2 separate regions of the Mus musculus genome follow, and region 2 is linked to region 1. The links are chromatin contacts, found by Hi-C or POLR2A ChIA-PET in ENCODE. All regions are on one chromosome and are shown on one strand. Each heading gives the region's core, a stretch centred on a gene start or an enhancer-like site at or near the end of the contact. The rest is flanking DNA. Distances are from core to core; before and after follow the strand shown. Region 1 holds the start of Niban1 (niban apoptosis regulator 1). Region 2 overlaps Niban1 (niban apoptosis regulator 1).

The links. A loop is a pair of places that touch in the nucleus more often than their neighbours do. ChIA-PET counts read pairs that join two places held with the same protein, here RNA polymerase II (POLR2A).
Region 2: a loop to region 1 is called in a map of heart, with 2.1 times the contacts of the local background. The contact joins the enhancer-like site here to the promoter of Niban1 in region 1. A Hi-C loop is called at or near these places in 4 of 37 maps with a recorded cell type or tissue (all heart). POLR2A ChIA-PET finds 5 or more read pairs at or near these places in 1 of 5 experiments (Patski).

Annotation. Positions count from the first base shown.
Region 1 is chr1:151,568,308-151,575,774 of GRCm38, forward strand. Niban1 (niban apoptosis regulator 1) reads left to right here and starts at 3,066. Exons shown (of 14, transcript NM_022018.3): 1 at 3,066-3,277. The coding sequence starts at 3,223.
Region 2 is chr1:151,603,155-151,610,621 of GRCm38, forward strand. All of the region lies in intron 1 of Niban1 (niban apoptosis regulator 1), which reads left to right. Among named protein-coding and RNA genes, the nearest start is that of Niban1, 36 kb to the left of the region's middle. Within about 2 kb of position 4,913, at least 1 of the 3 ENCODE cell types and tissues checked has a DNase peak (open chromatin) inside an H3K27ac peak, as active enhancers do.

The DNA.
Region 1 (7,467 bases), core at 1,816-4,315:
GAATTTATCATTCTTTCCTATAAACTATTAAAAGAGAATATATCTTTGTTTTGGGGCAGGATTGGGGAAAACACCTGCTTCTTTCTTGATATAGCATGAATGATTTGAAGGGTCAATTCAAATTCTAGAAACTTCCTTCATTTTCAATCTTTCTCCTGCTAATAATAACCCAGTGTCTACCCATTGCCCCCTTATATGCTCCTTTGTAAGTGCTCCAAGACCTGAGGAAACTTGATTTTGACAACAGTCCATAAAGCACCTATAACTTTCTCCACATAACCGATGAAGAAACCCTGTCTTATGGTTTTACTGCTGTGAACAGACACCGTTACTAAGGCAACTCTTATAAGGACAACATTTAATTGGACCTGGCTTACAGGTTCAGGGGTCTGTCCATTATCATCAAGGCAGAAGCATGGCAGCGTCCTGGCAGGCCTGGTTCAGGAGGACCTGAGAGTTCTGCATCTTCATCTGAAGGCTGCTTGCAGAATACTGGCTTCCAGGCAGCTAGGACTAGGATATTAAAGCCCAAGCCCACAATGACACACCTCCTCCGACAAGGCCACACCTCCTCCGACAAGGCCACACCTCTTCCAGCAAGGCCACACCTCCTCCGACAAGGCCACACCTCTTAGTAGTGTCACTCCCTAGGCCAAGCATATACAAACCATCACAAGCCCACATAGGGATGTCCCCCCAAATGTCCGTGTACTGAAACCTTTAGCCCTCAGCCTGTAGAGCTAGAGAAGGGCGGTCGAACCTTTAGGAGTGGGGTCTGGTGAGGGGAAGTTAGGTTATTGGAAATGTGTTCTTGAAGGAGATACTAGGATTTCTTCCCAACCCCCCACCCGCCCCGCTGATTCCTAGCTGCTGTGAGGTGACCGGTAACCCTACTACATTCTCCTGTCATGATGTGTTGAGCAAAATAGGAAGCAGGGCAGGAGAGTTGTAGGTTCCAGGTTAGCCTGTGTTACATAGCAAAGCCTTGTCTCACAGAACCAAGCCGTGGGGTGGGCTGGGAAAACCCAAATAAGTAAATAAAAGCAAAAGCCAAAAGCACCTCATGATAGATCGTCAGACACAGGCTGGAAGGCAGTGTGCCCACCAGGCCCTTGTCTGAGCCTTTGAACTGTGGGCCAAAGAAACACTAATTCTTGTAAGCAGATTAGCCTCAGTAAGGAAAGTGAGGAAAGCCAGCTAACACAAGAGGAGAGTTAGGTAACCTGACCGGGTCACATGACAGCCAGTGATTTGGAGCTGAATTTGCCAGGTAATAAGTGTGTTAATTCTACTCCACACAAATCTTTCCACCCGTGACTGCACAAAAGAGAGAAGAAGGATAAATCAGACGTCACGTTTCTAAACTCAAATTTAGATTTGAACACTGAGCGGTTTAAATCATTGAGTGGCTACCCAGAAGCACTCTGTAGTCACTGAGACCCCAGCTTTTACTGAGTGCAGGCCCTTAAACTTTTTTGTTTGGTTGGTTTTTTGTTTGTTTGTTTGTATGTTTGTTGTTGTTTTGAGACTGTTTCTCTGTGTAGCCCTAGCTGTCCTGGAACCTGTTCTGTAGACCAGGCTGGCCTTGAAATCAGAGATTCGCCTGCCTCTGCCTGTCCCTCCTGAGTCCTGGGAGTAAACACTCACACCACCATGGCTGGTGTTTAGGGAGGGTTCAGGCGAAGTCTCTCGGTGTTGTTAGCTTTTCTTCTCTTTTCTTTTTTCTTTCCTTTTATTCTCCTTATTTCCTTCCTCCTTTCTTTTTCTTTTTTTCTCTCTCTCTCTTTTTGATACTGCTTTTCATGTAGCTCAAGCTGGCCTCCGACTCTCCATGTAGCCCACTCCTCCAGCGTTCGTTCGCCTCCCAGAGTGCAGGAATTGCAGATACGCACTGGCACACCTTGTTTGTGAGATGCTGAGGTGCAAACCCAGAGCTCCAGGAATGCTACTAGCAGCACTCTGTTCATGAGCCTGAAGATGTTAGCCTGTGAGAGTTGAATGAATGAGGCACCCAGAGAGGAAAACTGAGCAAGTGGTTCACCTTGGCATAGGGGAGCGAGCAGGGCAGGGGCTGGAACCTAGAGAGCAGAGACAGAAACGCTGGTAAATGAGAGGGGAAGCCCCCCACCCCTCAGGCTATAATAGACCCTTGGCTTTTCCTTTGAAGCCCGGAGCCGGGTTAGACTGTTGTGAGGCTTAATGTGAGAAACGAGGGCAGTGGAGATGGTAAGAATTCCCTGGACGTTGGACATATTTTGAAATTAGACTCGACAGGATTTTACTGATGATCTAGTGTACAGGGTGCGAGAGACTCGGTGTGTGAGCTGTGAGAAATATGTGTTAAAGTTCTGGTGAATTAACTTTAGAGGCAGCTGTGGAGAAGCCTTAAAGTCCTCTTTAGGCCTGGTTAAGTTGATAGGAATTGTAAAACTCCTGGCCACTAAGAACAGAAAGAAATCAGGATGACCCCTCTGCCCAGGGTGTTCTTGCCTGAGGCGGCCAAGCTGAAGAGATAGTGGCCTTGCATACGAGAAACCACGTGGTAAGAAGACTTGAAGGTTAAGGTGTCAGGACAGACTCCCTGGAGTCGTAGGCAGGTTCAGGGCTTACTTAGTGTGTGGAACCGGCCTTGGCTTCTCCCATTTCTCTCCCCTGCTTCCCCTTCAGTTCCCATCTCTCAAATCCAAGTGCTTGGTTACAAGAAGCTTTGACTCTCCAAGGTTCCCATACTTCCGTGCAAGGGAATTCCGGAGGTGGGGATGCGGATGGGAGTGGGGGATCTGTGGACAGGTGGCTGGAGAACAGGAAGGGGAAGGGCTCCTGACCTCCACCTGGTGGGACTGTAAATCTCCATCTGGGAGAAGTTACAGTCACATGGAAGAAGTCCGCTCTCTCCACTCCCTCCACGATGGGTCTGGGCTGTCCCCAAACTGGTGAAAAGTCAGTCTCGAGAAGGAGGAAAGTATTTTTACTATGGTTACTCCCTGGAGTTCCTAGGACAGCCCCCGGGGTTCCAGCGCAGCGAGGGCGGGAAGACAGCCCCCGGGCCAGCCCACACATCTTCCGAGGGCGCGGGCCTGGAGGAGGCGCCCGGGCCGGCGACGCCTCTCAAGGAAGTTGGCCCTTTAATTACAGAGCCAGTTCCCTGACACATCCACCTTCAGCGGCAAGCAGCAGGCGCAGTTGGTGTCAGTCCTCTGCCTCCCGTGCAGCACCGCGGCCATGGGCGGCTCAGCTTCCAGCCAGCTGGACGAGGGCAAGTGCGCCTACATCCGAGGTACGGCGGCCAGGGCGGCAGGGTGGCGCAGAGCCAGGGCTAGCCTGGTCACCTGCACGCTGATCTTCCGAGGGAGCACTGGCTAGCTGGTGCTACCGGCGGGCGTTGGGCTCCTAGACTTGCGCTCGCCTCCGGGAGCGGAGCCCCGGTGTCCTGTTTCAAGCACCCGCGACTCAGGTGGGGTAGAGAGTAGGGACGGGATGATGCAGGACACACGTGAGAGGCAGGTACTCCCAGGGTGGCTGGAGAGAACTTTGTTGGTGCCCCCTCGCACTCCACCCCTCCTGCCCCCGCCCTGTGCCCCTCCAGCCTCAGAATCTGTTCCTTCCCTGCTGGGGAGACATCTTTCTTGTTTGTACTTGGCTCTGAGTAATTTCCAAAGGTTAGAGGTTTACTGGGGTTATCCCCTCGAGTTTTGAGATTTCCTTAGTGGTAGTGGTGGGGAGTTCCTGGGCTATCAGAATTTCCCTCCGGGTCATATTGGCCTGGTTTTGTAAAGTGCAGCGCAGGCCACACCTTCTCCTGAACTTCACACCAATTGCAGGGCGATTTCATCAGAAGCAGAAAGGATGAAATCTTTACCTTTTCAGGTTGGATGGTTCCCTTCCTTCCCCTGAGAGGGAGGAAAACAAAAGGGGAAGCTCGGAGTGTTTTTGCAACAGTTGTTAAAGCTATAGATGGGGAGAAACATCTTTTTAGGAGATCTTGACCTACGGAGTGATTCAGTAAGAGAGAGACAGGCAGAAGAAACCAAAACTCGGTGGCACAGAAACTGCAGGAAATCCAGAGTTCTTATCTTTCGTTGTGTTTGGTTCTTACCCCACCCACCCTAATCTTGCCCTCAGCCACAGACATTCAGCTAGCTATGAATTTAGTGCCCCACTCCTGGCTTCCCAAGTACTTTGAAAAGTATGTATTAAAGGAGGGCTACTGATTTCTTTGAGTTAATTTTATATGCAGCCACTTTGCAGAATTTATCAGCTGTAGGAGTTCTCTGGTAGATTTTGGGGTCATTTATGTATATTATGATATCATCCAAAAATAGCGATACTTTGACTTCTTCCTTTCCGATTTGTATCCGCTTGATAATTTTTAGCTGTCTTATTGCTCTGGCTAGAACTTGCAGTACTATACTGAATAGATAGGGAGAGAGTGAGCAGCCTTTACTTTGTTATGCTTGCAAACTGGAGTCTAGCATGATTGTCCTCTTAGAGGCTCCAACCAGCAGCTGACTCATACAGATGCAGACACCCACAGCCAAACAGTGGATGGGGCTTGGGGACTCGTATAGAAGAAGAGGAGGAAGGATTGCTGCCCTGAAGGGAATAGGAACTCCACAGGAAGACCAACAGAGTCAACTAACCTGGACTCTTAGGGTTCTCAGAGACTGAACTACCAGCCAAAGAATATACACAGGCTGGACCTAGGCCTCCCTGCACATATGTAGCAGATGTGTAGTTTGGTCTCCACGTGGTTCCCAAACAACTGGAAGGGGGTTATCCCAAAAGCTGCCCATGGGATGTGTTCTTCTAGCTGGGCTGCCTTCAGTGGGAAAGGATGTGCCTGGCCTCGAAGAGACTTTATGTGCCAGGGTAGGGGTGTACCCAGGGGGCCTCCACCCACTCAGAGGAGAAGGGGAGGGGTTCGGGGGAAAGCATTGTGGGAGGGGGTGACTGGGATGGGGCCAGTGAATAGGATGTAAAGTGAATTTTTAAAAAGTATGTATTAAGCTCCAAGTTTTACTTTAACTTTTTAGAAGAAACAGTGAACTTTTTCCTGATGCCCCTTTCTGGCCCTTAAGATTATATCTAAAAGAAATACATTTATTCATTTATTAATTCTGTATTTGTTGTCAGTCATAGTGTTTCAAAACCTTTTTAAAGGGTGCCATATAAAGGCAGATTCAAGGCAGGAGCTATAATTGATTTTCCAGATTCTTGCTTCTGCTCACTTCGGGACAGGGAGTTATCAGTGTGAGGGGACAAGCTCAGTCACTTGTCCCTCAGTGGTGGTCTTGGCCCTCTGCACAGGGAGAAAAGATGGAGATTTTATTTAAGACTAAGCCTGCTAATTTTACTCTTCACTGTTCACCCCCCCCTCCCCCCCCGTGCTGGGCTCAGAGATGACACAGAACACTAACAAGGGGCTTGCATTAGCCCGTGAGCAAAATTGTGTTTGTGACGTTTATAAGATGTTTCACTGCATAGTGAGAAGCACTGAAAGTTGATGCATAGCCAGTTACAAGTATCAGGATCCCTGGCAAGGTTGGTGATGAGCTGCCTTGCAGGCCTGGTTCACACACCTCAAGGTCATGACCTTTGTTATGATTTGATGCAAGTATTGTACTCAAATAAGGAAAAGTGTTAGCCTCTTTATTCTAAAACAACATTGATAGACACACAAAAGTCACTATGTAAGGAAGATGCAATAATCGTATTTAAGTTAGTAAAACTATAGTCATTACATCCCTTAGTCTTGGATTGTTTTCTCTCTTTCTGTATTTGGAAGGGGGTTTGCATGGCATGTAAGCTGGGGAGGGAAGAAAGGAGTTAAAATACCTCCAGAGAAAATGAGCCTCTGCTTCACGGGACTGGCGGCCCTGAGCACGCCAGAAGGGAAAAGAGCCTTGGAAAAATGCATGGAGCTTGAAATTATTCCTGCATGAGCAAACAGAGATCACGGGGTTCTGATTTCCCCAGCAGTTTTGAAGCTTCAGGTCCCTAAATAAAACCATACCCCTGCATTTATCCCTCCGCCCATCCTTCAGCCCATAAATATCCTCAAGCTTTGAGTTAATTGTAAGTAAAACAATTGGAGGTTTGAAGGTCGAGTTTAAATACAGTTTTACGATCTGCTCCCCATAAAGTAGCCACAGTGAAACATACATTTGAAAGCTGCTGCTGAAGCAATAACTTTCTTTGGTCCTTGATATATACTTTGCCAGGACGTGGAATAACTAGTCCATAATTTTTTTTTTTTTTTTGGCTTTTGGAGACAGGGTTTCTCTGTATAGCCCTGGCTATCCTGGAACTCACTTTGTAGACCAGGCTGGCCTCAAACTCAGAAATCTGCCTGCCTCTGTCTCCCAAGTGCTGGGATTAAAGGCATGCGCCACCACACCCTGCTAGTCCATAAATTTTAAGCCATGCTGACTTTGTATCTGTTTGAAGAGGCTGTACTTCTAGAATGGTAACACTCTAACCATGCTGACTTTGTGTCTGTTTGAAGCGGCTGTACTTCTAGAATGGTAACACTCTAACCATGCTGACTTTGTATCTGTTTGAAGAGGCTGTACTTCTAGAATGGTAACACTCTAACCATGCTGACTTTGTGTCTGTTTGAAGAGGCTGTACTTCTAGAATGGTAACACTCTAACCATGCTGACTTTGTATCTGTTTGAAGAGGCTGTACTTCTAGAATGGTAACACTCTAACCATGCTGACTTTGTGTCTGTTTGAAGAGGCTGTACTTCTAGAAGGGTAACACTCTAACCATGCTGACTTTCAGGCTGATCCTTTAACAAGGACCATTTGATTTTGTGCCTCAAAATTTGGCATGGATGTTTTGACAGGACTTTTGTTTCTTAGAATTCAGTCAATCTTCGGGTAAAGCAAGGCCAGGTGTGTTATAGAATTACTTCATTCCGAGTGTGGCAGTTTTAAATATCACCCAATAGCCTAAAAGGGATTAATTTTCGGATGGCTTAGAGGGCTTCTAATAACTTCCCATGATGAGGCATATTTATTAATAAGCAGGGTGGAGGCTGACTTCTCCTCATGATGCCCTCTGGTAGCCTTTAGCAATTACTTCATTATTCTGTGTAAAGGAATTATATTTTCCTTTAATCAGGGATGCAGCTCATTTAGTCAGTGGTCAGCTTAAGATGTTCTTCTCTTTTTATAGCATTAAAACTTTTTATTATTATTTTGCCTGCGATGTGTGAGGATGGGTATGTCCTTGCATGCATGCTGAGGTCAGAAGGCATAGAGCTGGCCCTCTCTTTTTACCTTAACATGGGCTGCAGAGGTTGAACTCAGGTCTCCAGGCTTAAGTGACAACTGCTTTACCCCTGAGACATCTTCCTGGCCCTTTTTGTGTCATTTATAAAAAAAAAAAAAAAAAAAAAACAAGACTCCCTAAAACTGGCATTGTTAAAACTTTAGATCAGTAGTTCTCAACCTGTGGGTCTC
Region 2 (7,467 bases), core at 3,663-6,162, 37 kb after region 1:
CCAGTCTTGGGGTCCAGCCACACTTCTGGGGTCTTGGCTGCCCAGGCTCTCCTGCTAGCACTGGCTGTAAATAGCCAGTTTCTCATGCTGCCCCATAATGCTAATTAGCATGACTCCTCATCATTTCCTGTCTTCTGCATCTAGAGATCCTGCTGCATTGTTTTCTCCTTATGGAAAGGAACTGCACCCCTCACATCTCTGTATGTCTCTTCATCTCAGTCTCTGCCCCACTGCCAGAGTCCCCCCCCCCCCCCCACTTGCTCCTCTGAGTCATTGACTTCCCGAGGACCACCCAGGACTTCCACAATCCTCCATCGCCAACGTTTATGTTTTCTCCAGATGAGAGTTTTATATTGTTTATTTTCATTGGTCTGCCCACCACCCTGTACCTGGCTCTTTTTTTTTTTTTTTTTTTTTTTTGGTGATCATATTACTAATGGCTTCTGTTTGTGAAATCTCTTTTCTCTGACTTCTTCCTCGTGGTGCTGGAGAAGACAAGCCATCACCTCACTTACTGTAGCGCTTGGTTTTCCTTCATCTTCTCTCCCCAGTTTTCCTTCTCCAGATTGGGAAGTGTGAGGCCATTGTTGGTCCCTTCACTCCCTTCCTGCCTGCCTGCCTGTCTGTCTGTCCTTTTAGTGTCACTCCTGAGAGCCCACTGTGCACTCAACTCTTACAACTTACTCTTGCACAATTTTCTTCTGAACCTAACTTAAAAAAAAAAACCCATTCACCTATTGGACATTTTCTCCTAATATTTCACCTTCTAAAATACTTCCAACCAATTTTAGTTGATTCAGCATCTTCTCAGTGCTATGCCGAGCCTAGAAATAGAAAGAGCAGTAACTTTTATCAGTCATTCTATGTTAAATATATTTTATCTTATATTTCGAGACAGAGATTCATGTAGCCTAAGCTGGCTGTAAACTTCCCATGCTTCCTGAGTGCCGGGATTATGGGAGTACACTAATAAACTTGGGTTTATTTTGTGCTAGAGAACTAGCCCGTGGCTTTGTGCATACATCACCAGCACAACAGATATATTTTAAAATACACCCCCAGGAGCTTTGTGAATTCTCCAAAAGGAAACTTTAAATTCTATGTAAAAAGGATGGAGAAAGCTTATGGGCAGTAAGCTATGAGTGGAAACCCCGAGTGGAAACCCCTCGGGGAGAAGAGGCTAGGAGAACCTGAAAGGAGGTGACATATTTTAGGGATAGGAACCTGGGTGAGAGGCTCACGCTCTTCTGGGAGTAGACAGGAAAGGGAGCAGTCTTGACTCTGTCACCTCTCTCTGTTTTTTTCCATCAGTTCCATCTGCCTAAGATTTTTTTTTTTCTCCTTCTGTGTTTGCCTTCTGTTACCCCCCTGGGACTGCAACTCTCCTCTGAACTCTGAGCCTTTTTTTTTATATATAGTGCTTACATGGTGTCCAGTTTATTCTGCCCTGGACAAACTTCACCTTTGTACCAAACTCTTCTTTAGAATTCTGTAGCATCTAGTTCTACTGCATATAATGAGAGCTTAACACTTGCCTTGAATGTTGAACGATGTTAGTCTGCAGGAGACAGGCAAACTTCTCATGAAGTCCAAACAACGCATAATCCTTCCTGGGGAAACTGGCAATCGATTTGCTACAGAAGCAGATTAGTCAATGGTTGTTCAGTGGTGTAACGGACCCAAGTCGTGATATAACAGCTTCAACCAGCTCTTTAAGATGCTGTTTAGCAACTGATCTTGGGATGCTGTTCACGATTACTGGGTAGAACCTAAGACTCGGTGTATAAAGTTGTGTGTGTATTGACAACTAAGTCCTGTTGATATTCTATAATTTCTTATTGACAAGAAGTGTGCCTTAACTTGAGAAGTCCATCATAGTTGCCACATTTTTTAATGTAAAAGGCTAGCAGAATTTAAATACAGTGGCTTCATGATGTCCAAACAACCCCTGGAAAGCTGAAAAATGTGTCCGACGGGCATTGCTATTTGTGTCTCAGCTTGGCCTTCTTTTTACATTTACAAGAAAAAAATTGGTTTTGATTAGAAAGAAAGAAAAGGCATAAAGACAAATAAGAGAAAATGGAGAGGAGAGGAGAGGAGAGGAGAGGAACTGCTTTTAGTCAGCTATAACACGAGACATTTTAGGCCATCCTGTCTCCTCCCTCTGCTCCAGACAGCCCACCACTACATATAAATTCTAATGTCAGAAATTCTCTTGAATTGTCTTTTATCTGTTTTTATGTCATTGCCCAACTTTGTGCTAAATAATACCCTTTTAGTAGGGTTACTGCACCATTGGCTTCCCTAACACTTATTTGTGTATGTGTTCCCCAAACTACCCTTGATATGCCTATAAAATTTGAGCTTGTGACTTCCCCATTAGAAATCAACCTTATTCCTGCCTACCTCCGTAGCCTCATCTCTCTACTCTCCTCCTGATTACACCATTCCAGACTGCTCCCAAGCATGCATATACTTGAAGCATTTGAGTTCCGGCTCTTTTTCACCATCACGCTGCCTCCGGCCCTCCTGCAGAGTTAGATGCGCCTGGTATTTGTGCCATTTACTTAGTATATGTATCCTATTGCTTAGTTCTCGTGGTAGTTGTTTAGAGTGAGCAGTCTTTGGCTCCACTTTACAGGTAAGAGAAAAATGAAGCTCAAAGAACTTAAGCAATATTCCAAAGGCCACACAGTAGGAAACAGTAAGCTGGGATTGGGACCACATTCTTCACCATTCACAAGCCATGCTCACACCTCTCATCACCTTGCTCAGTTGTGTCAGCTCCCACAACACCATGTTTCCTTCACCATGGTGTGCCATTGCTTGCCTGTTCTTCATTTACACTATTCTCACAGACCCACCTTTCGTCTTGACATCATCATCCATTACCATGGTATCTAGTCCCCAACCCTAAGAGGGACTTTTAAGTAGAAATGAGACAATGAGTGTTGTGTGACCTCCATAGCTCTGAGAACCTTGGTTTCTTTATTTGAGAATATGTTTAATATTCACAGTGGGCATAAGTGTTGTTGTTGTTGTGATATAAGGGCTGAAGAATATCCCTCAAAATGGTTCCCAGATTCTCCCAACATTACCTTATTTGAAAAAAAAAATTCTATTTTCCAGATTCAAGATCTTGAGATCAAAGTTTGGGTGTAGTAATTAGCATGGTCATGTATTAAGAAGTAGAAGCAGGAGGATCAGAAGTTTGGGTCATTCTTAGCTACGTAAGGAGTTCCAGGCCAGCCTGGGTTACATGCAATCAAGGCTCCCAAAGCCAAAACAAACTAAGCCTAGCCTTGAGATGAGATTATTTACATAACCACATGAATCCCGAGAAGAGAAAGGTAGAGGAAGGGGGACAGACCTGTACCCATGTGCTATGCACACAGAGGTAACATGAAGACTGAGGCAGAACGGAGTAAGACACAAGTCAGAGTGACAGCTGTCACCAAATATGGAAAATGTGAAGGACAGGTTACCCCTTGCATTAAATATGCCATTGCCTTGATTTTTACCCCCGTGATTCTGGCTTAGATGGCTGACTTCCAGAGCAAAGGAAGAACATGTTTCTGTCATTTGAAACAGCTAAGTGTGCTTCATCGCATCCGCGACAGGGAACAGGCAGCAAGACGCAATAGTATGGGAGACCAGGTTGAGTGTCATTTGCTTTCTCTTGGAAAGTTCTCAGCTTCCACTTTTCAGTGTATCAAAGAGGGAGAGGATCTTCCCCTGGACTGTTGGAATTTGTGAGCCCTCGAGTCTTTCTTCCTCAGACGCCAGCCTGTCATAGTTCAGGCAGAGCATACTTGCATTTCTTAAGAATATACACTACACTGCCTTTCACTACCTCGTGATGGAATCTGGGAGCGCACTTGTATTTGGGTAGGATTGGAGGACAGGTTCATGTGGTTTAGTCAATTTAGCAGAAGTGCAAACCTTTAAGTAGACTAAGCTTTCCTATTTGTGTGCCAGTCACAGGTGTAGGTGGGAGTCCACGGTAGCTGAGTGTGCTTGTTACTGTCTGTTCTTGTGATGAGACCCCACAACAAAAGCAATTTCAAGAGAGAAAGGTTTTATTTGGCTACAAGTTCAGGTCATAGTTATCATTGCAACAAAGTCAAGACAGGGACCTGAGGCAGCTAATCACATCCACAGTCAAGAGCAGAGAGAAAATAAACACATGGATGGTTACTTGTGCTCCGCCCCCTCTACATTTGCATAGTCCTGGATACAAGCCTAGGGAATGGCACTGCCCACCTTCAGTGTGGATGTCTCCTCCTGCATTAATCTAATTAAGAAAAATCCCTCACAGCCATGCCCACAGGCCAACTTATCTAGATGTTGTTCCCATTTGAGACTCTTCTCAGGTGATTCTAGATTAAGGCAAGTTTACAATCAAAACTAACCATCACACCAGTTTCTCTCAAATCTGAAGCTCTGCGACCTCTGCCCTGGGTTGCTTTCAAAGAGGCATTTGTGGGCTAAGCAGAATTAAGAGGCCACCGAAAGTTTTTCAGGATGCTTTTGTAGGGTACTTCCAAATCCATCTTAAAACTTTGTGTTGATCGATGTTCATGTTCCCTTGCACCTGAGCAGTAGTCTACAGGTTCAGCATAGTCCCCACCCTTCCTTCTCTGCTCTCAGGCGTGACTTGGGGTAGCTCTGCTGCTCTGATTCACTTAACCTGGGGTCTTCTCAGGATCACAGCTCAGCAGCAACAGCAGGCTGCAGACTGAGGTCTGCAACAAGGCAGGGGCACCGTCGAGAACGTCAGCAGGCAGCAGAGCAGACCGTCACTAGAGACACTGGGTCTGTGAAGCTGAAGTAATATTTATCCAAAACATCTGACCTCCTTCTCATAAAAGTTCAAATTATACTTTGGGCTACAAGGAAGCTCTCTCTGAGCTCACTGGTCAGCCACATCCGTGGAAACCCTCACAAGCTCACTGACCTTGGCCCTTCTCCAGGCCTCCATTATGGCAGGGTGTGACGCTCTAGCTGGACTGAACAGGAATGCTCTGAGGCTGGAAAGGACAAGTGGGCTGGGTCTCTGGTTCCCTGGGCTCCTGGGAAAGGAGCTGCTAGGCTCAGTACAGCTGAAGGGCTCCCATCTGCTACAATGTGGATCTACCTCAAGTGATGAAGATAACAGAGGCAAGACGTTCATAGGCCTTGAAAACTCACAGATGGACTTGTGTTTCCTTTCTGAGTCATTCTCTGTGGACCATTAAGCGATGATCTTATAAGATCACCGTTTTCTGGGGATCTCATAAGAAACTTGATGTAGGCAAACATATTGAAACTCAGCAGGTTCAGCCATTTGATTCAGTGAGTAATTAATCGTCCCCAGGTCACTCCTGCCCAGGTGAGTGAGTTCTTGCTGGAACCTATGTCCAAGACTTATTAAGAAGTATGGTGTGAGGAGAGAGAGCTAAGATGGATGGAGACTAAAGCAAAGCACAATGGGAAACGCTGTCCTGGTTGAAAAGCCTTGAAGTCAAGAGTCACAGTTCTCCTCATTTGTCCTTCTGCAGAGACTGGATTGAATTTGAGCTTGAGTAAGAATGGATTTGAGAAGATGCAAATATTATATTCAAAAGCCAGAGAGACACAACATTCCAGTGGTCCTAAGGCTGACTTCTTGACAGTGTATGAAGTGGCCATGTACAAAACTCTTACTGGAAACCAGGATGAGAGCGAGAACAAGAAGGGCAAAATACTTCACAATGTGTGGACTCATTATGGGTTAAAAAAACCAAACAAACAAATAAGCAACTGGTGGGTAAATTCCAAGACCCAAATGTAGGCACACCAATTGAATCATTGAATCAAGGGTCTTCAAAATGTTAACCTAAGATCTAGAGCAAAACATGTCTCCTTCTCCAGGAACTGTTAAGTGCCAACAGCTCAACTTGAGCCTACTGGCACTATGTTTAGTAAAAATTCCATTCCAAGAATGGCTCATAATGGTGCATTTGAATGAATTTCTTTCTAAATAAAACCAGTGTTTGGGGGCGGAAACAGGTAGATTGCAGGGGTTCACTGGCCAACAAAGCTGAAAAAGAAAGTCCCGGGTTCAGAGAGATCCTCTATCTTTAAAAATAAGATGGGGAGTGGTTGAGGACAACACCCAAGGTGACCTCTGGCCTTCCTATGTGCATGAATATACATGTGCACTCACATGCACATACCACACACACAATAATAATAAAATTATTTTCATTTACATTATATTCATTACCTAAAGTGTTTTGATTTTCTTTCTAGTTTCACAACCTACATAAACACAAATACAGATACATATGTATATTTAAATTTAATATAGATTTGGCATATGGGAGAAGAGTTTCAGTGTTTGCCTTTCTCTGTCTGGCTCTTACTTAATAATGATTTCTACTTCTATCCATTTTCCTGAAAATGTGATGGTTGTTTTCGTCACCATGGAATAAAGTTACATGAATATATACTACATTTCCTTTACCAGTTTGATTGCTAATGTAAGATGGCTCCATTTCCTAGATATTTTGAATAGTGCACCAATAAACACAGATGTGTAAGTATCTCTATGGTATGTTGACTTAGAGTCCTTTGGATATATACCCAAGTGACATATGTGGGCCATATTTAAACCAGACATTTCTGTGTTCAAACTATACACAAAGTAAGATTCAAGTCCTGTCCTGATGTAATAGAGATATAAATAATAATAACATTAAATAGGTGCTGCTGAAATATTGATGGAAATAGTCCCAGATGCAAAAGTCAATAAATCTAGGTTATGGTCTTGAGTGGACCTCTTGCCACAAATGTGAATTTATGAGCACTAGTTTTTTCCTACGCCCAGGGGCCCTATGGAGACTCCTGTTTGAAACTGTGAGCATGAAATTATATAACTATATGGAATGTGACCAACATTACCTCCTACTTATAGTCAGAGAAGGGAATGGAAGGCATGGAGAGGTCAAGAGAGGTCATGTGGGTCCCAAAGGGCTCGTGGAAGATGCAGCGTTTGGGAGAGGCCTGAACAGTGGATCCTCTGGGCAGCAAATGGACAGTGATTACCATCTGCTGACTGAATAGACTTTGAAGGATGGGCTGGACTCCCACAGGGGTGCTGCCCGGACCTGGGGACACATGGGTCTTGCTGGCAGAATAGTTTGACAGGGGATTAGGGAATTGTGTGGTACAGGTGAACTGGTTCTCAAGCGAGTACTGACTTTCCCTGGTAGACTAGGGAGTTTGTGCTCAATGGAGTCAAGCCACTCTTTCATGTCTCTGTCTCCATTCATGTTTTCTGGACTATTGAGAGTTTATGACTCCACTTTCCACCAGCGATGTCCATCCTTTGCTTGGAAAGGGCTTTAGGCAGTCCTGGGCAGAGATAAAGAAGTCTTTTATTATATAGTAACAGACAATCAGCATCTCTCTCAGCTACTTTCCTGGAAAAAACCCAGCTATAAG